7 separate regions of the Mus musculus genome follow, and regions 1, 3, 4, 5, 6 and 7 are each linked to region 2. A link is a loop called in an ENCODE intact Hi-C map of the cell type or tissue named here. Cell type or tissue: left cerebral cortex. All regions are shown on one strand. Region 1 overlaps Myt1l (myelin transcription factor 1-like). Region 2 holds the start of Gm31333 (predicted gene, 31333). Region 3 overlaps Gm31508 (predicted gene, 31508). Region 4 has its middle 97 kb from the start of Gm31650. Region 5 has its middle 38 kb from the start of Gm31508. Region 6 overlaps Gm31569 (a long non-coding RNA gene). Region 7 overlaps Trappc12 (trafficking protein particle complex 12).

Evidence for each region. Hi-C counts contacts between places; a loop is a spot of excess contacts. Peaks named below come from ENCODE experiments on the same cell type or tissue, not always from the same donor. Only the 100,000 strongest peaks of a DNase experiment are listed, where the experiment ranks them.
Region 1: a loop joins it to region 2, with 7 times the contacts of the local background. A loop is called at or near these places in 6 of 42 quality-filtered maps.
Region 3: it touches region 2 in a loop (5-fold over the local background); 3 of 42 quality-filtered maps call a loop at or near these places.
Region 4: a loop joins it to region 2, with 2.7 times the contacts of the local background. A loop is called at or near these places in 2 of 42 quality-filtered maps.
Region 5: it touches region 2 in a loop (6-fold over the local background); 3 of 42 quality-filtered maps call a loop at or near these places.
Region 6: it touches region 2 in a loop (2.8-fold over the local background); 4 of 42 quality-filtered maps call a loop at or near these places.
Region 7: a loop joins it to region 2, with 13 times the contacts of the local background. A loop is called at or near these places in 6 of 42 quality-filtered maps.

The regions. Positions count from the first base shown.
Region 1 is chr12:29,531,287-29,535,286 of GRCm38, forward strand. The region is part of intron 1 of Myt1l (myelin transcription factor 1-like); the gene reads left to right. Among named protein-coding and RNA genes, the nearest start is that of Gm20208, 2.2 kb to the left of the region's middle. In left cerebral cortex, CTCF peaks have their summits at 1,866 and 3,201; DNase peaks (open chromatin) are centred at 2,123, 3,242 and 3,760; H3K4me3 peaks cover 3,883 bases; H3K27ac peaks cover 3,795 bases.
Region 2 is chr12:29,140,172-29,144,171 of GRCm38, forward strand. It overlaps Gm31333 (predicted gene, 31333), which reads left to right and starts at 1,758. Exons shown (of 4, transcript NR_154987.1): 1 at 1,758-1,908. In left cerebral cortex, a CTCF peak has its summit at 2,019; DNase peaks (open chromatin) are centred at 1,203, 1,856, 2,850 and 3,308; H3K4me3 peaks cover 321 bases; H3K27ac peaks cover 3,783 bases.
Region 3 is chr12:28,972,715-28,976,714 of GRCm38, forward strand. All of the region lies in intron 1 of Gm31508 (predicted gene, 31508), which reads left to right. Among named protein-coding and RNA genes, the nearest start is that of Gm31508, 64 kb to the left of the region's middle. In left cerebral cortex, a CTCF peak has its summit at 2,226 (motif pointing left); DNase peaks (open chromatin) are centred at 1,969 and 2,751; H3K27ac peaks cover 2,913 bases.
Region 4 is chr12:29,340,370-29,344,369 of GRCm38, forward strand. No RefSeq gene overlaps it. Among named protein-coding and RNA genes, the nearest start is that of Gm31650, 97 kb to the right of the region's middle. In left cerebral cortex, CTCF peaks have their summits at 1,953 and 3,464; DNase peaks (open chromatin) are centred at 1,933, 2,985 and 3,387; H3K27ac peaks cover 252 bases.
Region 5 is chr12:28,870,650-28,874,649 of GRCm38, forward strand. No RefSeq gene overlaps it. Among named protein-coding and RNA genes, the nearest start is that of Gm31508, 38 kb to the right of the region's middle. In left cerebral cortex, no CTCF peak of the experiment used is centred here; a DNase peak (open chromatin) is centred at 1,815; H3K27ac peaks cover 3,132 bases.
Region 6 is chr12:29,277,873-29,281,872 of GRCm38, forward strand. It overlaps Gm31569 (a long non-coding RNA gene), which reads left to right. Exons shown (of 4, transcript XR_381400.2): 4 at 1-846. Among named protein-coding and RNA genes, the nearest start is that of Gm31569, 74 kb to the left of the region's middle. In left cerebral cortex, no CTCF peak of the experiment used is centred here; DNase peaks (open chromatin) are centred at 2,418 and 3,166; H3K27ac peaks cover 2,156 bases.
Region 7 is chr12:28,697,359-28,701,358 of GRCm38, forward strand. All of the region lies in intron 8 of Trappc12 (trafficking protein particle complex 12), which reads right to left. Among named protein-coding and RNA genes, the nearest start is that of Mir6937, 20 kb to the left of the region's middle. In left cerebral cortex, a CTCF peak has its summit at 2,488 (motif pointing right); DNase peaks (open chromatin) are centred at 1,028, 2,502, 2,815, 3,008 and 1 more place; H3K27ac peaks cover 3,741 bases.

The DNA of each region.
Region 1 (4,000 bases), 390 kb after region 2:
CTTTATTATTCCTGCAATGTTTTCTACCTGGTTTAATTTAATTTTTAACTCTTTAAATTTTTTTGGCTTTTATTAATTGTTATAAACTATCCCACTCTCTGATGATATCTGTTCACTTCCTTTACCAACTATCAAAAATAAATGTAAATAAAAGTTATTTTGCAGTATTAAAGATCTTTCAAAGTTTTCTATTTGTTACCATTATACATAGATTAAAAAATAATGGATTTAAAATTTGAATATTCATTTGCATTGTTTGTTCTATGTAGAAATGCAGCACATGTACCACGTTCAAAAAGGCAGTTATATCTGAGGAAATTATATTTGCTAATAAAATAATATTTTAAATGTCGTATGTCTAAGCCAGACATCCCATGTCAACCTGTAAGACAGTCTAATTCTATGGAGACCTGTTGTTTCAAAAATGCATATTATCTCTTCTAACACAGTTTACTTGCTATGCATTTCAGTGGCTAGATTTTAAATTACAAACAATAACGTAAGGTTTTAGTCACTCTTGTGCTTTAAAATAGATCCACTTTTTGGAACAAGAGGAAATAATGAGGCTCCCTCGGTAGGGACCTCTCTGCCCTGAACTTGAACTCAACTGCTTGCCCATTTTCTTCAAGGGCCATGTTTTCTAATCAATAACTAGTTTTTCAAATGCATCTAATATTTGACAATAAAGTCTGAAGAGTCCCCCAGAATACTGTTGAGGTCGCAAGTGAGTGGCGGTGAGGGAAGCTCAGGCTACCCTGCTCTCAGGAGGATCCCTCCATAGCTGAGCTCACTGCAGTATTCCTCCTTTCCCTGTCTTAAAGAATCTCTCTCTCTCTCTCTCTCTCTCTCTCTCTCTCTCTCTCTCTCTCTCTCTCTCTCTCTCTCTCTCTCTCTCTTCTTTTAAAATTTCGTAGCATCCCCTGACAAAAGTAATGGGAGGTGAACTTGAACAAAAACTTGCAAAACATTAACCTGTTTCTCACTAAGCTAAGTTCCAGCCCCACTGCAAAATACAATGTCTCAACTGACACCCTTCTATGTGTAGTCCAAACTAAAGACAGCTGATGCTGTGGACTTAAAGAATAAAGTACTGTATATGTGTTTTGTTCTGGTGTGTGTGTGTGTGTGTGTGCAGGGGTGATATCTAAATAACATATACAGCTAATATTTTTAACAAACATTTTAAGTTGGCATATCCCATATATGAATATATTGCCTAAAACAGTTATAATTTGCACAAGTAGAAACAACTGTACATTTTTCCATCAGTAGGCTATGTTTCAGTGCCATGTGACTCGGTCTGAAGGGTCTGAAGTATCTTTGTGCTCTCTTCCTTTCTCCTTCCCCCTCTCCCTGCCTCTCCTGGCCCCCTGGCCTCTCTAACTTTGCCCCTGTTTGTCTCTCTACCACTCTCTTCTGTCTCTGCCTCTTCCATATCTGCATTGTTCTAGCATACACAATGACTTTTCTGGGAACGTTTTCACAATGAAAGTGATTTGTTTTGTTTTTTGTTTTTGTTTTTTGTTTTTTTTAAGCTTTGATGGCCTAATGAGCCCTCAGGGTATCTGCAGAAGTAATCAGAGATGGCAGAGAAAATGTAATCCAGGTGTTAGAAAACTAGAGAGATTGTATAAGCGCTTATTGTATGAGAAGATACTGGCCAGCATTGCTGCCTCAGGCTGCTGGGTAGGAAGGAAATGTGAATGCTATAGCTCCGGATGAAAGAAAAAGCCCCCCGTGTGGGGATTACCAGGGTGGGGGGTAAAGAAGGGGAGGGAGGCATTCTGATGGCAGTGGACAAGGCATTGTCTATGGGAAGATGGAGGGACACTGGGTGTCCCCAGCAAGCCTCCTTGTGGAGAGCTGTGGTTTCTGTCAGGGCATTGGAGAGGGAGCAGGCAGTACCCTGTGTAGTAACCACGCGCCAGGCAGATGCTCTTCAGAGGAATTACCTCTGAGAGCAAGAAGAGGGTGTTCCTGGGACCTTGGGACTGCTGTCAGTCTCCCTCAGAAACCAGTCCGCACTGTGCCTATGGAGGCCCCCAGTGGCTGAGCTGTGGGCTCTGCTTCGCACTCCTGTGCACAGGGCTGACGGTGCGGGTCCTGATGGGAGGGGTGGAGGGAATGCAAACACGGAGGGATCTGTGACCACACGTGCCTGGGGCTCTCCATGGCAGTTGAGGAGCTGCGTGAGTGAGACAGACTGCTGAGGAGGACTTGCTGATGGCCACCAACTCATCTGCCGAGAGGTACCTCTTCCCTTTCCTTTAAAGGTGACATGTGGTTGCTTATTTGCCTGGCTGCCGCAGCTTCCAACTCCTCTGAGTGATCTCAGATGGTCTCTTAAGTAGTTCCCACAGCCATTTCTCCACCTGCCTGGCCACCGTCCACTCTTGTTTGGTTACACACTATGACAGGATGGCATGATTCAGGGTACAGAGGGCCAGCGATGGAACCCTCTCGGCTACAGCTGCCCCTCAGATGAACATGCCTATGGGCTGCTTGTCTGCAATCTCCCAGAGTTGTTCTCATCAGGAGTCTGGATAGTCAAAGCTAGCTTCCAGGACAGGGGAGGTACCTTGATGATTTAGTGTGCTCTACTAAGAGGCTGGTGAGGGAAGGGGACAACTACTACCACAGAAAAGCATTTGTTGCTTGCCCTAAGAGGCTATTTATAGAATCAGCACCTTGGGGTGGGGGGAACAAAACAAAACAAAAAACCCAAATAAACAAGCAAACAAACAAACAAACAAACAAAAACCCCAAATGGCACAGAAAGTCATATAGCTATGCCCTCTTTTGTGTTTCTGGCATCTTACTGGGTCTGCTCTTTTTTAAAATAAACTTTTTCTGTTTTCTCCTTTTCAAATGCTGGTATCATGAGCTAAAAGTTACTCAGAGAATAGTTCTGTCTCTTGTTTTAAAGGAAGATGAGAAAAGGAGCTTGTACCGGATGGGATACTGTAGTGTGGCTGAGAAGCCAGGGAGATGGTGGGAACCCTTCAGTTAACTCTCTGGTGCCCGCTCTCCAGTCTTAAGAGCTGCCAGGGGAGGTCCCAATGCCTTTTTGTTTTGTTATGATGTGTAGCTGTAGTTCCCGTGAAAACACCAAGGCTCTGCTGACTTTGCTGAGGTTTCTTAAGCCACTGTATGCATTTACCATAACGTCAACGATAGGGGAGATTTTCTGAGATACATCACCTAGCGGGTAGCAGCCAACAGTAAGCCTGCGTATTTACAGTTCTCATCTATTACATTAAATACAGCACTGCACATCACACACTCCGCTCTAGAGATTTAGAGGCCTGTGGGTACAGTGTAGGAAGCACACAGCACACATCCCAATCTTGCCTGACTACTGAAAGCCTAGTAAACAGGAAGGCTAGAAATTACTGGTTTTAACTCACAGCTGTTAGGTTGAGAAACATCTAGATCAGTGATGAAGTTAGGGATTGAGGAAATGGCTGCGTTTTGTATTGCTTAAAGGACAGCAGCCCGCCCGAGCAGGGTAAGTCAGCAGGATGCTCCCGGTGGGCCTCTGCGGCAGCGATGTGGTCTCTAAGGAAACCTGTGCCTGATGCTCGCAGCTTGGGCAGTGCTGGCGGCCCAGGGCCGTCTGTCTGCTGCCTGCTGATGGAGGCTGCGCCGCATCCACCAGGCAGGGCTCTGCACGCATGCCCGTCTTCCCCGGCGTTTAGTGGTGTCAACTTATTAATTTCCATCTTCGACTTCAGGCCTGTTAGTTTCCTGTCTGAAAGCATTATTACTTTTGTCCATGTGGCAAAATAATTAGCATACAGATGAGAAGTGGCCCCGTGTCTGCGCGCCGATAGAGAGAAGATGTGCGGTTCGAAGTTGATTGGATGAATGGAGAACAAATGGTGGGCGTTCAAAAGCATTAGAAGAGTTTTGTAGTCGCGGAGCAGGCTGGAGAATTTTCTGGGTGAGTCCCTAAGATGGAAGGCAGGGGTGGCTGCCGTGGGAACAATTGCTTGTCAGA
Region 2 (4,000 bases):
TCAGGATCCCAACCAACATGAAGGCTGTGCTGAGCTGTCCCAACCCAGTGGACACTGCCAGGAAGAGCCATTGAGTCCATTCTTAGTGCCTAAGTGTATTTCCTGGCTGATCTCCTCACTCCCATCTTGTTTCTTCCCTCCCTCTCTCGCTCCCTCTTTCCCTCCCTCCCTAGCTCCTCTCTCTCTGTCCCTCTCTCCTTCCTTCTCTCTCCCTCTCTCCACCCCTCTCTCCATCCCTCTCTCTCCTTCCTTCCCTCCCTCCTTCCCTTTCTCTCCATCCCTCTCTCCATCCCTCTCTCTCCTTCCCTCCCTCCCTCCCTCCTTCCCTCTCTCTCCATCCCTCCCTCCATCTCTCCCTCCGTCCTTCCCTCCCCCCTCTCCTCCTTTCTCCCTCAATCCCTCTATCCCTCCTCTCTCCCTCTACTTAATCTCCACCAAACACCAGAGACCTGAGGTTCCTTCCAAGTGTGCTCTCTGAAAGAGGCAGGTTTTGCCCAGTGACCTCTAGATAACCCTTCCTGCTGTCATTGTGGAGCCTCACAATCTCTCCCTCATAACACCTGTCATGCAGGGTATGACTGAAGCCCCCTGGCTTGTCTAAGCAGTATCCCTCACCCCCACCCCCCATGGCCTTGTGTCCTTCAAGCTGTTATCAGCCACCTACTTCCACACGGAGTGAAATGGACCAGTTTCCCTCGTAATAATTCTAAACAACAAAGGCCTCAAGTCTCTAACAGACATTCATGGGGGCATTGTCTAAAACAGAAACGAGGCTCAGTGTGTTGAAGGCCAAACCCTGTGATTTACCACCGGCTCTTAGAACTGCTGGTATCCAAGAGGGAAACCAGAGTACCAAGTTTAGCACATAGGTGCAGAGCTCTGAAGGAAATGTTTTGAGAATGATCTCTGATGTTTTGGCTGGCAACCACAGATTCCATCAGACAATGGGGATTTTTTTTGTTTCTGCACTGCTTAGACAAGCCAGTGGACATCAGTCACGCCCTGTGTGACAGGTGCTGTGAAGGCGAGATTGTGAACCTCCACAGGAGTGGCATCCCTCACGCACAGAAGGAGGGCGGAGGCTTGGCTGCTGGGAGCACCGTCTCTCTGTCTCTGTGGATGGAGCTGAGCTCTGTGGACAGTTGGACATCCGCCTGAGGCTGCACACGTCTGCGTCTGGACTCTGCCAGCTTCCCGCTGCGGAGAGCAGCTGCCCGGCTCCTGCTCTTAGATGTGGGTAGAATGTGAATCTGCCGAGCTCTGCTCTCACCGATTAAAAAAAGAAACCCAGGCTGCTTTTATGTCTGTTGGAGACAGCCTGCATTCTGAGAGCATGGGGCTTGGTGCTTACAGCCCAAGAAAGTGTCCTAGGCTGACTGCTGGCTTGCTGTCTATCATTTCAAGGCAGAGGGGGATCTTTGGAGACCGGGCTCCACAGAGCTGAGTACAAGAAAGCAAAGGGACGGGGCAAGTAAATAATTGAGTCCCGCGTTTCCCTGAGCCACAGCCACGGGAATCCCACTTCCACACTGAGATGTGCGTGGAGCTAGGAGCTGTGGTACTGTCCGTGTGTCTAGGAGGTGAAAGAAGCAAAGAGGGCAGAATGAGGCATGGCACTTTGTGAAGAATGGTGTCCTGGAGACACTGGGGTTTCTGCCTCTGTGTGAGCATCTGGCAGGGATAGAATACTCAGCCAGGTTGGGGTGGGGGGAGGCACTTCGCTCATCCCATGTGCCGTGAAGGCAGCCGAAGCTGGTAAATTCTGGGCTTCCCTTCTGTTTCCAGCTCCTGTCATCTCAGTGAAAGGAGTGGGTGGAGGTGGACCAGGGACACAGCAGTGGACATGTGGAGTGCATCTTCTCTTCTTTGGCCTCAGTGCGACTCATCCTGCAGCTCTGCATACTACAGGTGTGTGTTCGCAAGGTCAGCCAAGGACAGAAAACCATCTGGTTTAACGAGGCTGTGGCTGTAAGCAGTTTGGTACAGTGCCTGACATGCCTGCCGCACCCTGGGGAGAGGATGCTACTGTTGCCGCTGTCTTCTGCTCAGCTTGGGTTTGGTCAGCTGGCTCCATTGTTTAGGATCTTTCTGGAGACCAGAACTGGAACCCTTCTGCTTCTTGTACTATCTTGTGGCGGTCAGCGTATCTTGACTTATAGCTATCTATATCCCTCCAATTTCTGTCATCATGGTCCATCTGCAGAGGCCATTTCCCTTGGTTTCTAGGGACCTAGACCTGCAATGTTTGGAAGCCATAACATAAAGGAAGGTTTGTTATAGGGTAGAAATGGAACTTCCAAAATGGAGGCTTGAACTTGGGGTGACACCACAATCCATGAGTTGTGTGTACTCTGAGGATGGGATGGAGAATGGCCCCAGCTGTATGGACAGAGGTTCATTTCTTACTTGTGGGAGCCTCAGTTTATCATTGCTCCACAATGTGGGCATTCTGCTCATAATGCCTGGCTTGTTGAGGCCATGTATGTGAACACTTTGGTACAGTGGCTAGCAGAAACCCCCTGGGGAAGGCTGCTACTGTGGCTGCCCTTGGCTGAGCTGGGTTTTCCTCTGCCAAATTCCTCACTTTCATATCCCACATGGACCTGGTACTCAGTCTCAGATCTTCTGGAGTGAGATTTGCATTGAGAAAATGGGGAGTGGGAGGTAGGGCAGTGGCTCACCGAGTAAAACACTTTCTGTACAAACCTGAGGACCCACATTTAAATCTCCAGCATTTCCATAAAAAGCTGGCTATGATTATGCATGCCTGCAAACCTAATGCGGGGAGGTGGGGGGGAAAGGGGGCAGAGCCAGGAATATTCTTGGCATTGGCTGGTCAGTCACCTCGCTGAAGTGGTAAGCTTTCCATTTAGTGACACAGCCATCTCAAGTTGGAGAGTGAATGAGGAAGATGTCCAGTGTCCTTTTCTAGCCTCTGCACACTCACGTGCATGCATCCCCACCCCACAAATTCATGCACGAGCGCACGCGCGCACACACACACACAAACACATTAAAAGTAATGAGAAAGTAGAAGTATGAACAGCAAGCTTTGTGAATCTGCCCAGACATCATGCCTGACTGAGGAGGGAGCTGAAACCTGGGGGGCCAGGCATGTACAGAGAGGCTGTATATGAGTAGACCTGGCCAGGGGCTCTGTGCTACTGAGCCAGCCTCCATCCTGCTGAGTTCTCCTCTGTGGGGACTGGAACCTCAAAAAGCTGCTGTAATGCGCCTGCCTACAGAGCTTAGCTTTCTGCTCTCATCTTCCCATGGCAACTAGTGAAGGGGCCAGGAGAGCGATCTGCAGAGGCGTGGGCGGGTGTCTGCAGGAGAAAACCAAAGAGCAGCCTGGCTTCCAGCTCAGGGCTCCTCAGCCTGTCTCCGCTACCCGGCAGCTCCTGAAACACCACACATCCTGTCACTAGATCTGTCCTGCGTGGCAGAAGAGGAAACTGAGAGGAAAAGTCTGTGTCTAAAGCTACCGAGCTTATATGGCTGGGAGTAACCCCTAGAACTGTTAATGGGGTGGCCTCTTTGTAGGGAGCTCTGTTGGCTTGAGGTAGCTGAATCTGCATGCCTTGATTGGATTCACCAGGGGCCTTACAAGGCAAAACCAGTTGTTATTTGAGATCCATAGACATCTTTCACATGATAATTCTTGAGTATTTGGAGACAGACCCTGGGAGGTTCTGTAGGAGTAGGCGCAGCTTTAAGTGTAGCTGTAGGGGTAGGGCTAAGAATAAGAGTAAGTGTAAAGAAAATGGTAAGGATAAGTGTAAGGGTTAAGGTTAGGGTTAGATTAAGGGTAAACACAAGGGTAGTTTAGGGTTAGGTCTAGGCCATAACACAACAGAAGCACGTAAAAGTGGGGATACCATGGTACCCCTCTGTGTTGATGAAAACTGGAAGTTGGTGGCCAATAGCAAGGCCACCAGTGGTGGTTTGGGGGTCTCCCACTAAGCCGTTTACTACGAGACAAGCCAGAAAGATGGCAATG
Region 3 (4,000 bases), 170 kb before region 2:
TCTACCAAGTTGACAATCAGTATTAAACACCACTAGTTTACAGCATCTAGTTACAAAAGTAGGAAGGCTGAGTTAGCCAGGGATTAGATTCAAGAAAAGCATGGGGAAATTTATATTTTTAAAAAATGTGTTTAGTTGAAATAGAATTATACAGCTTCCCCTTTTCTTTTCCTCCCTCAAGTCTCTTCTAGATATCCTCCTCAAATCCCTCCCATGCCCTCCCACTCTCAAGATGATCGCCTCTTTCTCTCTGGTTATATTGTGTGTGTGTGTGTGTGTGTGTGTGTGTGTGTGTGTGTGTGTGCATATATACATCTGTGTACACACACACACGCACATTGATGCTTGTATGTATATGGTTTCAAGGCTGATCACTCTGTATTGAACAACCAATAAAAGCACTCATTGCTGGAAAGGCTAATTTTCATCCCAGCTGTCAAGAATTGCCCAATTGCCTACAGTTCTTTGCCTAGGGGTGGAACCCTGTGAAATTTTCTTCCTTTTACACTGATATGTCCATTAATACTGCTACTGATCCAGTCTTGTTTATATGGGTTTCTCCTCCTCCCTCTCCTCCTCTTCCTTCTCTTCCTCTCCTTTCCTCCTTTTCTCCTCCTCTGACCCACTGAATCCAGTGTGTGCTCCCTATATTCACATAGGTTTGAGGTCACCCACTGGAGAGTTGTGGACCTACCAGAAGATACACCCTTAAGGAAAACTGAGTCTGCCTTCCCAAGGAGCCATTAACTGCCAATAGCTCCATAGCTACAGGTGGGAGGTTGTGAGCTTGCAGACTGGCTTGTTCTTGTACAGGTCTTGTGCGGACAGCCACATGTGCTGTGAGTTCATGAGTCCTGTGGTATTTTTATGTCCAAAAAATACTGTTTCACCAGAGTCCTTTTTGATCTCTGGTTTTTAAGGTCTTTCTACTCCCTCTTCCTCCACAGTCCCTAAGTCTTAATTTGGTTTTGTTAATGTGTCTCCTATCTTTCTTTTAAATTTTGTTATGAAAAAATTTAAAATTTAAATGTACTTGAAGAGGCACAGACACCACAATTAACCAATCTAATCATTATCCTTACCTACAATTATCAATATGTTATCAGATTCTCCTATCTGCTTACCACTGTCAATAACGGACACCTGTTTCACCTGTAGATGCTTTTGTCTGTGTCTTTAAAACTAAAAGGTTTAAATGTGACTATGCTTCCATACCTAACAAGATTCATAGTGTATTGGCATTCTATCTACTCAGCTCTCATCTATCTATCTATCTATCTATCTATCTATCTATCTATCTATCCATCCATCTATCCTTTCCTTGGCTGTCCTTGGAGATTCCTGGAGATCATTCCACATGGGAGAGAACACACACTTGGCATGCTAGTGAGAGCTCATGAGAAGCAGGGTCCCAAGCCTGATGCCCATGAGCTGGCATTACTGTGCTGTGCTCACAAGGACTTCATTTAGATATGTTTATGGATTCTGGGTCCTTAAGTCATTATAGTGAGATAAAGTGCCTCTTGCCTGAAAGCAGAGAGGGCAAAGCAGGTGTTAAAATCTTTTCTAAGTTTGGGTATGGTGGTTCATGTCTATAATTCTAGCACTAGTAGGGCAAAGGCAGAGAGAGTGTGTTCAGAGCCTGCAGCCAGTCTGGGCTACATAGTGAGTTCCAACCCAGACTGGGCTGCAGAAAGATACCCTGTCTTGAAAACATTTCCAGCAATGGGGTCAATGGTTCTTTGACAAATAAAAGTCCTGAAGCCACAGCTTTTCAGCTCTGTGTGCACCTGTTTGCCTTGAGCTTGCCACTGTCAGCCAACATTTGAATTAGAGGCCTCAGCCTTCCATGTAAAGGCTCCATTTCAGTTTGAGGACTTTTGAGCAAGGCTCAGGGCCATCCTTTGTAATGTGTGCCAGTGTTTCCCAGCTCGAACTGAAGCATTACCATGGCAACAGAGAGCATGTGAAACCGACAGGTTCCAGAATGAACTGTTTGAGGCACACCAACGCAGAGCGCCGAGGGAGAGCTTTATTTTCTACATGATGGCACATCTGCTGTTAAGGAATGTTAACTCGGTATTTCTTTCTTCTCAAAAAGCATTGCTGGTGCAGGGCAGGGAGATGACCTGGAAGATGAGAAGAAAAAAGAAAACTACTCCAGTTCTTGGTGGGGTGTCCTGGCTGGACCTTGGTGGGTCCTGTCTGAGCTGGTGGCTCTGTGGCTCCCCCTGCAGGCAAGCCACTGTGCCCTTCTCTGATGGTGTTTGTAGAGTCTCTGTCCTGAGCTCTCTGTGGACAGGAGAGGAGACAGGAGGTGGGGTGGGTGGACAAAGGATAACATAGACTGGAATGCGGTGGCATAAGGGCTGTGCCACTGAGAACAGGAAGTACAATGGTCTGCCAGAGGCTGGGAGCAGCTCTTTACTGGAGATGAGAGCTGTGCTCAGGCTCAGGCAGAATTAAGGTGCAGGTGGGTGGGTGGGGGAGGGTGCAGTGAAGGGTGCAGAAGGTAAAGGGTAGGTGGAGGTGGGGAGGGTAGAGAGGTGGTGGAGGGGGCTGGGTTGGAGGTGGGTGGTGTGACTTGTAGGTCATGGTACAAGTGGGATAGAGAGTGTATGGAGATGTGTGAATGCACTGGTGAGGTGAAACCAGACGGGCTGAGGGAGGAGGTGAGTTGGGGTGGAACTGCGGTTAAACACATCAGGAATGCTTCAGCAAGCCAAAAAGCTTTTGCGCACAATGTATAGTGTGACTGGCTTTGCTGTCCAACACAGCACTGTGCACAGGCATGCTTGCTGTACAATACACAGCACCATGCACAGTCACTGTGTCCTCTACCATACAGTGTGGCAGGCTGTGCTGTACAATACACAGCACCAGGGGCAGGCAATGTCTCATTCACCATGCACTAGAGCTTGGCTACGGAGCGTGACTAGAGTGTTTCTAAGATGGAGAAACAGAATCAAATTCTTCAGGGTAGAAGCAGTAATTATATTGATGTTCATACATGCACGCGCATGCGCGCGCATACACACACACACACACACACGTACAACAGACTGAGGTTTCAGAGATACAGTACTAGACACCTTTGGGGTGGGCCCCTTGGTGCCTATGTGCACCATTGAGTTTAGAGTCCTGGGTCAAGGGCAGAGGCCCTGCTGCAGCATGACTGTCTATGAGAGGGCTCTAGCCAGCCAAGAACTTCTGTGTCTGACTGTCCTTGCTGCCTGTCTGTCCTGGTTCCTGTTCTCTCCTTGGTTTTATGGTGAGGGAGGTGTGTCTGCCTCCCTCTCTGAGTAAGTAAGGGCTTACTCTGCAGGGAGGTCCGACTCAGAGAACAGGGCAATGATGCCTCTTCCTGTGTAGGAAGTGGAACGGACCCAGACCCAGGCCAGCCCTTCCTCAGGCAGTTCCTCCTGTTTCTACCCACCTGCTACTAGGCATCTGTCCTTTGTTTCTTTGCCTCCTCTCTTTTCAAACAATGGTTTCTGTCTTGACCCCTCTCCTTCCTTTACCTATCAGCATCTTTTCTGCTTGCCTTCTCTTTCCTCTCTCTTCTGCACTCCATTAATCCTCCCTCCACACCCCACACAGCTTCAGGCTACACTTGGAGCGCATCTCTTTGAGGCCTTTTGCTGACATGTGCCACCCTGGTCATGCTATAGCCTCGGTTTCAGTTAAGATGTCACCAGCGCTCAGCCATTAACTGAGAAATTCAGGTGCTGAAATGGGTCCCTGTAGTAGGGACTGGTGCTTGCCAGGTAAGTATAAAATCTTGGGTTTGCTCTCTAGCCCCGTGTAAACAAGACATGGTGGCGCGAGCCTGGAAGAGGAGCAGAGAGAATCATATGTTCAAGGCCATTCTCCAGCTGCATAGTAAGTTGGAGGCCAGTTTAAGATCCATGAAAGCCCCTTTCAAGAAAGGAAAAAGAAATGAAGGCCTTTGCAGTATCGGAGTAGCCAATAGTCCATGCCATCCTGCTGTGTGTAGGTA
Region 4 (4,000 bases), 200 kb after region 2:
TTGGTCAGGTCTCAGTCTTCTTTGCAACTTGGTTTATCTAAAGGTCTTTTTCAGTTCAGCTTTTCTGGAACTCATTTACAGCTCTGTTCCTATAGCATACTCTGGCAGGAAAGGGCCTAGTAAATTTGGTCTGTTTCAGGGACTTCCTGAAGCTATTATGAGTTGTTTATCTTTCTGCTTAAGGAGCTCCCATACAGGATAGAATGTTTCGATCTTGGAGGTATTCTCTAGTACAAGAAGGAGAAGGTGGCTAAGGTACACAGTCTCTCTGACTGAGGGTAGTGATGACACAGGGCCAGTAGGCTGCCCACCCAAGAAGCACATTCCTAAAGACAGCAGCCATTTTACACTGGGACCAAGTAGGCAGGACTCAGCCCCAACAACATCTAGGGTTCTTCACAAAATAAAGGAGCCCTGCTGTCACTGCCCTGGCTCAGGCTTTAGACTCCAGCCTGCATTCCCAGATCAGTGAACCCACCTCTATTCTGCCAGTGACAGTCACCATCCCCAAGACTTCCGGTACTGCTCTGTCCTGTGAGGAAGTTGGGTTCTGACAGAAAATGCGTGCTCGTGATGCTATGACAGATGGAAAATGCCACTGTCTTATTCAACTTTCCACTACTGTGGTAAAATGCCTGAGTAGATTAAAGGAGGAAAGATTTTCTTCCCACCCATGGTTTCATAGAGTATAGTTCAGGGTTCTTTGGCCCCATTACTGTGGGTTTGTGCAGAGGTATCAGGGTAGGGAGGATGGGCAGAGCACAGCTGCTCACACACACACACACACACACACACACACACACACACACACACACACACACAGAGAGAGAGAGAGAGAGAGAGAGAGAGAGAGAGAGAGAGAGAGAGAGAGAGAGAGAAGAAATTTAAGTCTCCAACAACCTAATTTCTCCCTACCAGGCCTTCCTTTCTAAAGGTTCTAACATCCCCTAATAGTGCCAGTAGCTTTGGAGTAAGTATTTACACATGGTAAGGCAGAGATACTTCAGATGCAAAGTGCATAGCATTTTTCCTCCTCCTCCTCTTACTTTTCTCTCTCTTTCTCCCTCTCCACTCCCTCCCCCTTTCTCTTGCTCCCCCCTCACTCACTCACTCTCCTTTGTTCTCTCTCTCTCCCTTGCTTTCCCAGTTTTAACATGTGTAGACTCACCTGGAGTCTGGTTACACAGACAGACTTCTGGTCCCCGCCCACATAAGTGCTGGGATCTAAGGGGTGCTGGGTTTGTAAATAAACACAGTGGGCTATTTGGAGAATCCTAAGAAGCAGTGAAGGTGAGGCTGATTCTGAATGGGCTCAGTGCTGCTGCCATGCTGTCCTGCCCTCCCCGAGGGAGGCTCGGTAGGCTCAGGAGGACAAGGTCAAGGCCAGGCGTCGCCAGCACTGAGCAGAGCTGTGCTTCCAGGCTGAGTGACCTTGAACAGTGACTTAAACATCTTCACCGTCATTTCATCCATAAGACCTTCACAACTTTCCTCTCTTAGGACTATGCAGATGGACAGACCCGTGCCAGACACACAGCTCCTTCATTGTGCTTTTAAAAGACAAATACCCAGATGGGGACATGACTTGGAAGATAAAGTTCTTGCCTTGCAAGAATAAGGACCTGAATTTCAACCTCAAAACCCATATAAAAAAAAGCCAGGCATGATGGTATGTGCTTGCAAGCCCAGCTCCGGGCCAATAAGCTACTCAGCAAAACAAAACATAACAAAACCAAAATAAAACAAAACACCCACAAACAAAACAAAACAAATACACACACCAAACAAGAAGTATGAGGAAGAGGAGGAGGAGGAACAGGAGCAACAAGGAGAGTGTCTAGAGAGAAGGCTCAGCCAGTTAAAGAGCATTTGCTATTCTTCCAGAATATGGAGTTCTGTTCCCAGCATTCAAACTGGGTGATTCACAACTATTTCCAGCTCCAAGGGATCCAGTGCTCACTCCTGCCTTCTACAGGTACCCACACTGTGTGGCAGACACTTTTACAGAGATCCCTTACATACATGGGTAAAAATAAGCTTTTAAAGCAGTAAGCATTCTGAGAACCAAACCTAAGGTTATATTCTGACCTAATATGAATGCATATGTGCCCACACATAAAAATGTAGCCACACAGAGACCACACACACACACACACACACACACACACACACACACACACACACACACCCCACAGTGGGATTTTTGAAGGATTAACAGCCTATCCACCATGACAGGAGCAGACTGAAGGAAGGGTGGTTATATGCCAATATGCCCTGGTGGGGTGAGAGGGGAGCAGGGCAGAGAGTACAGGAAACAGGGCAGAGCCTTGCACTGAGCCTCCATCTTTTTTTCTGACCAAGGCACAAGTTAGCCAATGGACAAAGAGCTCAGCTCGCTTCTCCAGGAAGCAGAGAGGCTTCTGCAGATGCCCAGGAGGTGGAGCAGGCTTCAGATGAAAGGAAGAGGCAGGAAGGGCAGAGAGAGCTTTCAAGGCTCTGATGGGCTTGTTTAACTGGGGCCTGGAAGGAAAAGGCTAGGACTCCTTGTGCTCTCCTCCAGCCCCAGGAGGACACTGGTATCGAAGGTGGCGGAGAGGGAGGATGGGGAGGACAGGAAGCCAGTGTGGGGTGAGAATCAGGTCCCTGCCATGGGTGCTGTCACTAGCTGACCAGAAGAGGAGGTTCACCTTAAATTTGGCAAGGGATAGAGCCTTCACCATGCCTTCCCCCTATACCCTCACCTCACTGCCCCACCACAGCTGCCTGGCAGGGTGCACTTCCAATGCCTCTGCACTAAAAACAGAGAGGTCATATTTCTGTGATATATAGTGTGGGGATTGCAGGTCCTTGATCTGGGGGCTGTACTGGGGAGAGGGATGGATGTTGGAACTGATGCCAAGGATAACTCCAGCATGAGAAATTGGGAGAAAGAACCATGTGTGTCTCATCCTTGGAACAAGCTTTATACTCGAGATGGAGGCGGGCCAACCGGAGTTACATTTAAAAATGCACAAGGATATTTCCATGTGGGAGAAGCAAAGAATGTTCAGCTCCTGGCCCTGAACACCCTTCTCAGCCTGAGGACCCTCGATGTTTTCTGCACTGCTCACTTAATGGGGGTGATGGCATTTCAAGGCCAATGCTGCACATAAAACCTGCCAGGCGCTGCTGTCAAGCAGGATGCAGATGCAAGGAGAATTCCCATTCAGAACACAGCTGTGTATGGATCAGCGGCCAGGGTGGCTCGCTTCCCATGGCGTCGGGCTGTTTACAGCACCGACAGTGCGGGCTCTCGGCTTTGTATCTTTTGAACAATTACAAGAAGGAAATATGGAGAAGGGCTGTCACTTGGAAAAGTAAATGCTAAGTAGATGCTGGGAGATGCTGCCTCTGTGTTTCCCTGTGGGCTAAAATCATCCATTAATTTTCAGAACTACCAGCAACTCTGAGTGTTTCCCCTAGGGACACACACAAACTGTGATTTGTGGGAGGCAAGTCCCATTCATCCCTGGGGTGATGCTGGTCTCTGTGAGTCACTGTGCCTCATTTAGAGGGTTTTTTTTTTCTTAATGTCTGTGCATAATGTGATATGTGTGCAAGTGTGTTGTGGGTGTGTGTATACATATGAAAGCCAGTGGTTTGTCTCAGGTGTATTTTTTTTTAATGGCACTCCATATTATATGTTAACACAAGATCTCTCACTTGAACTCAGAGGCTACTGCTTAGGATAATGTAGCTAGCCTCGTAGAGCATTCAGCATTTATGTAGGCCCTGGGGAGCTACACTATACTTCTCAGGCACAGCCAGCACGTTACCCACTGAACCATCTTCTCAGGCACCCAGTTAGTATTCAATTGTCAATACTTCTTTTGGAGATACTTTTTCTTTTAAGCCTGGACCATTCTTATCAAGCTTATTTCAAATTTTATAATAGCCTGTGAATTTACTTTGCTGATGTGAACACATTTATTATACACAACACATGGCCATTCAATGGCCA
Region 5 (4,000 bases), 270 kb before region 2:
GGGCAGGGGTGAAGTGTGGCAGTTGGGTATCTGTTTGGTCAGCTGCTAGGTCCATGAAGGCCTGACCTTGGCCATCTTTCTTCATCTAGTTTCATAAAGTATAAAATGTCTTCTTCAATGATTGACATTTTGAGGATCTCCAACTCTGTGGTTCCCATCTGGAGCAGAGAGGATACTGTTGGGTGAGGGTCTGATACTCAGTAGGTACCAAGGGACCCTGAGGCCTCTCCAGGGCATACAGACCCCTTCATCCACATCTGAGCCCCCCCGCCAAAGCCTTCCCAACACAGACACAAACACACACACCACACCAGCTTCCCTGGTCTCCTCACTATCACAGACAGATCTACAAGAGTGCCTCTGAATTCTGTCCCCAAGACCAGTGTCTCCTTGTCGGGAAAGCCTTTCCCCCACACAGCCCTGCCCAGAGCTTCTGATGTCCCATGCTGGGAAAGGGAGAGGAAGACAAGCCATGTACCGTATCTGTCATCTCTGGGACCAGAGCTTCTGCAGGTCAGGGCAGTAGCCATCCATCACAGAAAAGGGAGTGGTCAGGAAGAACCAAGAAGAGTCAGTCAATGGAGGGAGTCTTCTGGGCCAGGGCGTAAGAGAGGAAAGTAGGGCCAGCATGAATGAATCTGAACAAGACCTGGTGTGTGGGATTTTAGGCTGGCTCATCGGGTCTCTGCTGGGAGAGGGGTGGGCATGCCGCTTCTCAGGGCAGCAATATGGGTTCCATAACCCTTAGGTTTGGGTGTCTTTATCTACGTAAGAGGTTCATCTGTCAACCATGATGGCATTGCACTTAAGGGTTTCAGATGGAAGCTGGCATGAGGGCCTATGCTGAAGCTGCTGTGTACACCTTGCTCACAGATGCCCTCAGAGGCCTGAGCCTACCAGACTGAGGGACACTGGGCTCTGCTAGACTAAGTAAGAACAATGTGGATGCCTTTAGTGAGGCAGGCCTCAGTGGTACCTGATGGACTGTTGCTGAGGCTACTGAGGCTGGGAGGCAAACAGCAGGTTTGTGTCAACAGAGCCCTGAGGAGGGGGATTGGAGGTGGGGGAGGAGTATGAGAGTGGGACTGGGAGGAGAGGACAGAGTGGAAGCTGTGGTCAGGATGTAAAGTGAGTAAATAATGGATAAAAGAAGTTTAGGGTGGAGGAGAGGAGCGTGATTTGAAAGGTCAGCCAGACTCATTTGGCCAATACTGCATCATCCTTCATACACACAGGCAACAGGGTGGGAGGCACCTGGGAGCTGAGATACACACCCAGGCAGGGCCCTGTACCAGTGTGGACTTAAGATGGGCCACAGGAGCAACTGGGAAGCTTGGGTGTTCTGCTCTGGGTCAGGTTGCTAAAAGTTATCTTAAAGCACATTCAGATGTCGCCTGGACTAAGGGATATTGCTAGCAGCGTGGTGCCCGGCTTATAGGGTGCACAGGCAGAGGTACAGAGCTGGGTAGGAGAGTGGAGGAATAGTGAATCATTATCTGTGGTGTGCTTGCTGGTGGCACTGGTGGGGAAGGGGCAAGCCATCCCCTTCAGGGAAGTTTGAGAGGCTTATAAGATGCACAGGTGGGCTCCCTCTCCTAGGGATGTTTGAATAGTTGATGCCAGAGGCCCCCAGCCCTTCCTCAGTATATAGAAGTTGATGAGCTTCCCCAAGAGGAATGAACATCATCCTGGAGGAAGAGCAGATCCCGAATCTGTTTCTCAAAGAGCCTTCTCACTCAGTCCCCGAGGAAGTGCAGAGTGTGTAGGTGGGCGGCAATTTGCTGGTCTGGAGCCTGCCGCTCAGATAAGCTCAGAGATGCGTAGGAGGCGTCTCCTTGCTTGTGAAATGAAATCACAGTCCCCGTTCTGTTCACTTGGGTGTTTGCCTCCGCCGAAGGAGACAACAGCCTGTGACAGGCACACACGTGGCCAGGATGCACTTTGGCTCTTGGGTGACAACTGTGGGCGTGCCAGGCATGGTGAAACAGTCTGAGTGAGCTCCTTGACCATATAGCACCACGCTGCCTGCCCATCAGAGCCAACTACATGGCCAGCCTCAGTGCCCCCATAGGCAGGGCTGTCAGGATAGGCCTGCACTGATCTCCTAGACCTTAAGCATCTGATTCTGATTGTTGGCTTTTGTTGCAAAGAAAGCATCATGAGGTTACCATGGAAGGACATCCGTGTCTTAGTTCTCTCCTGAGCAGAGCCAGTCCTACAGCTCCAGCAGCAGCTCAGCAGAGGAGGCAGCACCCTGCCTCTATCCAGGTCACCAGCTCACACAGATTAACCACAGGCCATGCCATGCAGACCTGTGCCGCAGCTCATGGATCACTGTTGGAGTGCCTGTCGCCAAGCTGTGATTTAAAACCAGGTGTGGTCATAATTCTTAGTTCCTCCCGCTCATGCCTGGCAGTTCCTTGGTGCAGTGCCTCATCGCCTGCTGAGGAATGGCTTTTGTGGGGGCATTGCCCTTCGACACAAATGCCACGGAGGCCCACATTGGTCAGGGTTCCCCAAGGTCAGTGCAGACCACCCTCTGGTCCTGTGTAGTGCTGTGCAAAATAGCTGTGTGTGACCGAGCACGCATTTGTCAGGACACCCACCAACCCCCACCATGGTCTCAGAATTTAAGGGGCTGTACTTGCTGGGCTGGCTTGGTCGCTGCTTCGATGCAGAAAATAACTGAGCTACTCTTGAGGTCTGCAGCTATCAATAATTGTTAAAAGCCTTCCAGACCAATTACACAGAGAGCTGGAGCTACGAGCACTTGGGCAAATCACCCCACCTGCAGCTCACCTCTCTCATCTCTTCTTGCTGTGTGACAGTTGCACCTAGTGATCCATGCCCAGCTGTCATGGTAAGTGATGCTGTGGCACATGAGCTCACCCTTGGTGCTCTGCACTCCTGAGGTACCAGCAAGCACACAATGCCAGTCACTCAGCACTGTCCCAGTGCTGGTCAGGACAGCTGCATGGCCTTGAGGTACCCAGGTTATACTGTTGCCTTCAGCCCGTCTGACTGTGGAGTCCCCACTGCGTTCACCTGAATGGTCATTTCCTGATTCCTGTTGGTCTCAGGGTGTTCTCGGCAGCAGTCTTCTAGCCTTTACTGGTGAAGCTCCAGGGGTTTGAGGTCAGCTAAGGCACAGCAGCAGCAGCCAGCCTGCTCGACCCTAAGGCTCAGTGCTTTTCCATGTCTTGGCTGCTGGCCTTTCGGGGACTCAAGGGGCATAGGAGCAGGTTCTGAGTGGGGTGGATACTGCAGCATATGCATCAGGTATACTAGAGTAGATACGGGAGTATAGGTATTAGGGTAGCTGTTGGGGGGATGCACTGGGGTACATTAGGGTAGATTCTGGGGTAGATATTTAGGCAGGTACTGCGTATGGATAATAAAGTAGGTACTGAGATAGGTGTTGGGATATACTGCTTGCATTTTGTAGGGGCAGCAGCATGTGGGCAGTGCATCCTGGAGGCAAACCTGGCACTCTTAACAGGGAACTTCCTTTTTTGCTGTATTTTTGTAAAAAGCTGGAGCAGAGTAGGTACTGGGGTATAGATATTAGGGTGAGTACTAGTGTAAGTATTCAGGCAGTTACTAACATAGATAATAAAGTAGGTTCTGGGGTGGGTACTGAGGTATATTAGGGTAGGTACTGGGGTATAGATATTAGGGTGAGTACTAGTGTAAGTATTCAGGCAGTTACTAACATAGATAATAAAGTAGGTTCTGGGGTGGGTACTGAGGTATATTAGGGTAGGTACTGGGGTATAGATTTTAGGCTAGGTACTAAGGTAGATGCTGAGGTAGGTAGGCACTGGGAGTAGATACTAGCGTAGATACCGAGTAGGTGCTAGTGGGTAGTAGGATGAATAACAAGGTAGGTGCAGGAGCACACATTGCTAAAGTAGGTGCAAGAGTGGCCAAGCTTCAGAAAAGGATGCAACCAGCTGGCAGCTTTGGGGGCTGAAAACCAAAGCAGCCTGTGCCATCTGAG
Region 6 (4,000 bases), 140 kb after region 2:
TTTCTACTGCTTATCATGAACAAAAGCAACTTTTCATCCTACAACTTGTAGTCCACCATCTAGGGGATGCAGGGAAGGAACTCAGGGCAGACACTGATGCATAGACCATGGAAGAGTGCTTGCTCACTTATAACTTGCTCACCATTTCTTACACCACCAATGACCACCTGACCAAGGGTGTCACCACCTATGGCGAGCTGGATCTAACCATCAACCATCAATCAAGAAAAGGCACCACACACTTACCTGTAGGCCAGTCTTGTTAGGAGCATTTTCTCAATTCAGATTCCCTCTTCCAAAATGGCTATAGCTTGTGTCGAGTTGGCAAAAAACTAGCCAACACAGACTTGGCATCTGTATTCCTACTTCCCTACCACAAACCTATCTCAGCTGTCCTGTGTCTTTCTCTTATGTTACATTCACTAAGTTCCAGAATTTTCTTGAGTGTGCCCTGGGTCAGCACAGGTGGAAGGGTACCCTCTGTGTCCTGAGTTGGGATAACACTGCAGGGCTTAGGGCTGTTGGCAAGGAGGGGCATGCACACAGGCTGTGAGGACTGACAATTCAGCATGGTGGATGGGAGAAAATGCAGCTGCCTTTGTGGGGACTATCTGCCCCAAACAATAATTTCCATAGAAACCAGGAATGTGAGTGGGTACTAAACCCCAGAACATGAAGCATCTTTTACTCCTAGATATCCCAAAAGAAACCTGATCCCATCCTAGATGGCTTTAATGGAGCCCTTTCTATGGCCCTGTGTCTTCAGCTTCTGCCTTCACAGGTAGGAATCAGAAAGGAGAATAGTGAAACAAGAATTCCTTGTTTAGCCAGCCCTGGGTGAGCATGCTGTACTGGCTGGGTTTATGTGCCAACTTGACACAAGCTGGAGTTATCACAGAGAAATGCCTCCATGAGATCCAGCTGTAAGGCATTTTCTCAACTAGTGATCAAGTGGGGAGGGCCCAGTCCATTGTGGGTGGTGCCATCCCTAGGCTGGTAGTCCTGGGTTCTGTAAGAAAGCAAGCTGAGCAAGCCAGGGGAAGCAAGTCGGGAAGCAGCATTCCTCCATGGTCTCTGCATCAGTTCCTGCCTCCAGGTTCCTGCCCTGTGTGAGTTCCTGTCCTGACTTTCTTTGGTGATGAGCCGCAGTGTGGAAGTGTAAGCTGAAAAAACCCTTTCCTCCCCAACTTGCTTCTTGGTCATGAAGTTTTGTGCAGGAATAGAAACCCTGACTAAGACACATGTCCAACAGCTAGCCAGGCTGGGACTGCCAGCAATACCACCATGTTTCCCTTCTTAGGGTGTGCAGTGAAGGCTACTGGCATAATCAGAAGCAAGAATGGTGCTGCATGGTGCAGGGAGCATATGAGTGAGCGTTTGCAAGTGTCACACCTATGAAAATGCAGCATGCTGGGAAACAGCGCAGTACAACTGGCATGAAAGGTTTCTACTAGGGTGGAAGGGCTCCTGGGTGCTGATGGGTTTCCTTGGCAGGTGAGTCACATCCTTCAAACTGTTCCTATAATCCCCTTTCTTCTCACTCCAACCCCCACACTCCCTTTCTCAAATGACCCTTAATGCCATGGCCCACTTCAGTTCATCTTCCCATCTCTGGATCTGCAATGCAATCACACCTGCAAAGTCTCCTTTGCCACTGACAGACACATTCAAAGCACACAGGGCTGAGAACCAGGGCATCATTGGGAGCTGTTATTCTGCTCCAGGGATGAATACAGGTGGGATTCTCATGCCACCCCAAGTTTAGAGAGTGAGGTGCCTGTTTGTGCAGTCTCTTGTTCTCTCCCCAAGCTATTGCGGATTTCACAGAAACAGAACAATGGCTGTCACATGCTGTTGAGGGAGCACAGCATCCTCTCTTCAAGATCAGAGGAATGTAGCAGGGACGCACTGTGGGTACCTCCTGCACACTGTGACATCAAGGTCGCTGTGATCCAGGGACATTGTGGTGACAGTGACATGCTCAAGGTCGCTGAGCCCAGTGTGAGGCTAGGAGGAAAGCCCCCTCCTTCCTGGGGAGCAACGCTCATGAAAGGCGTGCATTTTGCTCTTAGATTTTAAAGCTCCCTTTACCTGCTGTGACACGTAGTCATGGGCCAGGAAGAGCTCTGTGTTTCTAGCCGTTTCCACGCTGTGACATCGGGACGTGCCCACCTTGCTAATTGGGGAGGATTAAATGGAGCGGGCGATCACAGAGCCGGCAGCAGCACTCTATTCTAGAGCAGGAGCTGACAGCAGCCTTCCTCTTCCTGCAGGCATGGCCCCTCGGAGCCTGCCTCCCTCACAAAGGCAAGAGGCCACACTGCTGAGGAATGGTGTCTTCCCACCTGCAGATTTCTGCTTCTCCCAGCCCGGAATAGTTCAAGTAGGCTGTGACCTCGGCAAGCACCCTTGAGAGAGTCTCGAGGCGCCTTGAGAAATTGCACAAGAGGCGCTCTGCATCTGGGCTGGATCTATTATTCATGCAAGCATGTTTCAGCTAGCTGGGTAATTTAGAGTCTCTAGGAGAGTGCTCTCTGCAGCAGCCATAAACCACATTCCCAGTGCTCCAGGGGAAAATTACCTTTCCATTGCTCCAGCTAGGGGTCATATCAGAGACTTCACCCAGGGAAGTGAGGGCTGAGGAGGGGCTGAGACAGTCCAAGGCTCAAGGGCTCTCCAGAGCCTACACTTGGGACATCTCCACCTGTCACTTCCCAGATGACCCCTGGAGCTTCAGCTCTCTCACTGCGAAATGAATGCTGACTGCAGATGCCTGGCAGCCAGGCTTGTGCAGGCAGAACCCAGCCCCCACCCCTCTATTCTGAGCTGCAACTGATCTGCAGCCTCTGGCGTTAGCTCCATAGGGGTCATGGATGCCTGTCTTCCTGACTAGGAACCCAGGAGGCTGGAGGTGCACTGTGCTAGGCACACAGAAGTAGGCACCCACTGTATGCATATCTCATCTCCATAAAGCTGCAGTCTTTGTTGTCTTCAGAAACTACACTAAATACAGATACACAAATTTTCCCCCCAGCCCCCAGAAAGCAGAGCACGGACATCAGCACACAGCACTCACACATACTGAGGAGGAGGGATGCATGCACGCACAGAGGAGAGCAACAACATCCGTTTTCAGACACTAGACACATGACGAGAACCCGAGGCCAGGGCTGGCTACAGACATTATTTTTAGCCGTAAGATTGTGGCACATGTGGTGTGAATGCTTCCCCCTCTCCACTGCAGAGACACTCTCAGTTCATCCCACAGAGCCTGGCTGTCCTACAGGGCAGCATCTCAGCCACCCCACCCAGCAGACACGCTGGGCAGGAGCCTGGGTTCCCTGGGTCTGTGGCAGTCCCTGCTTTCCACCGGTGCACTGCTGGCATGACTTGGGTTCCCCAGGGCGTTCCTCATTCAGTAGGCCTGGCTGCTTGCGTTTTATCTCATTCCTCCAAGCCTGGATGTGACACTTCCTCAGGCTCTCCTGTGCTCATGGTTGTCGGCTGGTGACAAGGGCATCTGTGCGGATGCAGACCCCGAGGTGAGAGGAAAGATGGCGGTGAGCTGAACACCTGCAGTCCCAAAGGGCCAGCGCTGCCACCTTAGGTGTCAAATGGAGTTGGGGATGCCAGTCAGAGGCTGACATGGAGTTGGGCTCTCGCTGAGTTCCTGCCAGCTTCATGGCCCCCCAAATCATAGTCCTGTCACTGTGGGGATGGTGATGTTCCCCGGGGGAGGGGGACAGAGTGACAACCCAAATCTCATCCTTTAATTTCTTGGGGCCTTTGTTTTCTCTATCTCCTGTCTATAAAAAGTAAGTAAATAACCCATCTGGTCAGACAATTTTGTGAATGTACTAAACGCTACCAAATTGTTCACCTTGAAAGAGTGGATTTCATCTCAATAAAGGAAAAGATGTGTGGCTTAGTGGGTAGAGTACCTGGCTAGCATGCTGAAAGCCCGGGGTTCAGTTCTCAGCACTGTACAGACTGGACATGG
Region 7 (4,000 bases), 440 kb before region 2:
TGGGGGCAGCAGGCTAGTGCTAGACCCCTCCCACCAATGGTGGTAGGACTGAGGACTCTGAATTCTGTGTGACATACATCCTCTTGTTACCACAGGGCTCTGGACCTAGCATCTGGCCCAAAGGCTGCTTTTTGCTCCCACTTCCTAAGCAGAAGCCAGAGATCCCTGTATTTGGTCCCTCCCTCTTTTCTGGCAGAGCTGTTGTAAGGACTCGTAGTTCTGCACCATTTCATCCTTCAAACACATAAGCCACACTTTGAAAGTGTCTCACTTTTCTGTGCTCAATATTGAGGCAAAATACCTGCATTGAAATGACCCACCAATCAAGTTTACTATGACAGTGAGGGCATATGGATGTCACTGTGACCTATAATGACATGTAGTTACTGCTGCTCTATAGAGGCAGGTGTCCAGAGGCACTGAAGGCGCTGTGGCCTTGGCGTCTGTATCCTGCAGATTGAGCTTTGTCTTCAGTGCTTCAGCTCTGTGCACCTTCCTAGCAGCAGCCTCACACCACTCCTGCCTGCAGCCCCTCCTTGAGGCTAAGTCTCTCTACCACCCACCTAGTATCCACTTCCCACTTTTGGTCCACAGTACAAAAAGGTATGAGAGTTGGGTTCAGTGAGAGGGTTCAAAGGTCAGCTCCTCCTCCAGCCTCTGTAGCGTGCAGCCGAGCAAACACTGTGGCAAGAGCCGTGCCAAGCACTTGTTTCCTCTCAGTTACAGCTCATGGTGACCAGTCCAAGGCTGGCACTGCTCATTTCCTCCTAACCATAAGATTCTGGGAGGTATTTCACTTCTCTACTCTAAACTTTAAGTTTCCTCTAAACTGGGACTACAGCGACTGAGCTTGCTAATTGGGAGGTTATAGAGACAGACGACAAGGAAAATTCCAGTTTGGCAGGGGTAAAAAAAAAAGAAGACTCTCCAGTCTGGTACCTTCAAGTGCAGCTCGTTAAAACTAATTTTATTCAAGGCCTGATGCTCACAAGGAGCCAGACCACACATGCCTTGATTTCCTCTCCTACCACGTTTGCTGCCTGTCACTGCGGCCCCGCCCAAGGCCAGCCGGCCTTATTTCTCATTGTGCCAGCAGGTGCACGTGGATGTGTGTGTGTGTGCATGCACCATGAGGTGTCAGGGGAGAAGGCAGCCTTTGGGCAGTCAGGGTCATGGCTGAGGGGACACGGACACGCCACCCTGTGCGACTTGAGGGCCTGCTCTCAGGCTGACCAGGGTCTAGCCCATGGCCCCTAAGGTCCATCCTGGTCTCCTCCTCCAACCTGGTACGTACCCTTACGTTTTATTTCACCGAGCAGAGGGCAGGCTGTGCCGAGTCACAGTACTGCATCTGATCACAGGCCATCGTGACCTAGGCTCCACCCTGCTCATGATGCTTCTGATGGACAGCTCATGGAGGGCCAGGGTGCATGGCATGGAGGGTCAGTATGCCTCAGGAGTAAGCCCTGCTAGGATCTTAGATTTTTTTGATTGGCATTGCTGCCTTTCAAACTTGCCCTAGGGTCAAGGGTACATGCTACTGAGAATGGCCCAACAGAAAAGAAACAGGCTATAAATATACCCATTATATATAACTTTTTTGAGACTGAGTCTTACGGTATAGCTCTGTACAGCCTGTAACTAACTATAGAGACTCAGTTGGTCTTGAACTCTCAAGAGATCCATCTGTTTCTGTCTCCCATGTTGGTGTTAAAGGTATGTACCACCAGGTTCAGTTTTGATAGGATTTTACAGTTCTCCTAGGAGGCAGGGTGGATCCACAGGTTTGGGACTGATCCGAAAAAGCAGCAGCAGAGAAGGGGTTGTCAGGCAGGTGCTATCGGCATCAGTGTCAGCATGTGTCAACAAGCCTGGGGGCGGTTAGAGGGAGTGTTCAGGGCTGTCACTGACGGCCACCTAGTTGGCTGTTAGTCAATGAAATCACTCATTCTGGGAACCTGGAGGCCAGCTGACAACAGCTTCTTGTAGTGTGTCCGCTCTACTCTTCTGACTACACTGACCTGCCCTTGAATAGAAATACAAACACTCATATGTGGGCAAAAGCATTCTTGCCTGACTTGCACCTAAAAACTGCATTGGCTGAGAGACTGCTAAATTGTATTAATGGCTGTTCTGTTGCCAACAAAGGCTTTATGTAGTGTTTTCCAAGCAAAGAGGAGGCACCCTGTGTGTGGCAGGCTCTTCCCCACAAAAGAGAAGCCACAATAGTCAATGCTGTGTGGGAGGTATAAGGACGTGAAGCTGAAAACTGTCCAGGTATCTTATGGCTACTGTGAAACCTCAGGATATCACATTTATGAACGAAGGGCTTTGTCTTGCAAGCGGGTGTTCCTGGAAATATATAGTGGGACTCTCAGAACTAGAACATATGAGCAAATTTCTTATCATTAAAAGGCTGATTAATTAGGTCATTGTTAGCTGGCACACAGGCCCCAGCTATGCAGCCCAGCTACTGTGGCAATACTTGTCGTGTCCACTAGATGGCAGCAGACTGCATGTGCTCACATCCACTTTCCTTACAGCATTTCTTTAACTCATGAAAATCAAGATTAAATCAAACTTTTAATTTAAATTACATCCATGGAGAAAGTATTTTTGAGACATGATAATCCGTCCCGTTCAGAACCTTGGGTGACAGGATGTCACAGGCAGACGTTTGGTGCCTGTGCCTACATTGCTGGCGGTGTCACTACTGCAGTAAAACAAAGGAAAGCGTTTTTTGTTACACTATTTTCTAACAGAGTCTCTCAGAAAGGCAAGCTGAGTGCACTGCAGCTGAGCAGCGACTTCCTCCCTGAGCATCTTCAGCCTGTGGCTGGGCACCACCAGTGCTGCAAGCCTAAGAAGGCAACCAAGGCTCAGAGACTTCAGGAGACTGGAGGCTCCCGGTGCCTTCTCAGGCTGCTACAGGCCACAGCAGTGAGGAGAGGCAGGCCTCACAGGGGGCGGTGGGACAGAAGGAAGCAGGCCCCTCCTTGGCTGAGGGCTGCAGCCCATGGGGAGGTGGGGGAGGCTCTGCAATGATGTCACCAGGGAGGTGGATGTGGGAAGATACCAGGAACAAAGTGGCCCTGTGGCAACAGACCATGTGCAAATATCTCACACAGAACTTCTAAAAGCTGTAATGTGTTCAAGAGTCGGAAAGAGCTGTGAGGACAGCTGGAGAGGTTTTAGGAAACCCATTCTTCTGTGTCAAGGTCACCTACTACAAGAGCCTGTCTACACCCAATGTCACACGTCACCTGTCTGCAGAGGTGCAGAGGAAACACACTGTCCTATGGCTGGGCTGTGGTCACAGACTTTCCTGCCAGGTCCAAGGAGCTGGCCACGTGGAGGGCTGCCAGTCGCTCTAAAGCGAGGAGCACGCTCTTCCCCTTGGTAACCTGCCCGCTGGCGGCCGCTCAGTCAGAGCAGGACGACCTTGGCTGAGGATGAGCTGATGAGCCGTCTCACCACAGCTCGGAAGGTGTTAACAGCGCTGCTCTGGGCGTCTGCTGCTGACAGATTCCGTGGCGGCTTCAGTGCCTGCCTGCAGCTGGCAGCAAGGCCGCCAGCTCTGTGGCAGGCCACCCGTGCCCAGGGCGGGAGGCAAGCCAGGCATGGGATGTATTTGAAATGAGAGAGAAGCTGAAAACCCGCTGGCAGGGCCCACGTGGAGAATGGACTGGAAATTCAGTGACTGACAGCCCGGCAGAGCTCCCCGAGTCACACTGGCTCCTCAGGTGCACAGCTCGGGGTGAGGTCCTCACAAGAGGGTCTGGTGGGAAAGACTGCCTTCAGATGTCAAATCCATCAATCATTAAAAAATGACCCTCACAGTAAAACAATCAGAACAAAGGTGAGATTTTCTGGATGGAGTTCAGAGGAAAACGCCCATTTTCGGGCGGAGTGAGCAGTTTTAATTAGACTGTTTAGACCTAGGCCCGTGCAATTAAATTCAGCAATATAAACTGTTTTCTGTGGAAATTTTACAACGACA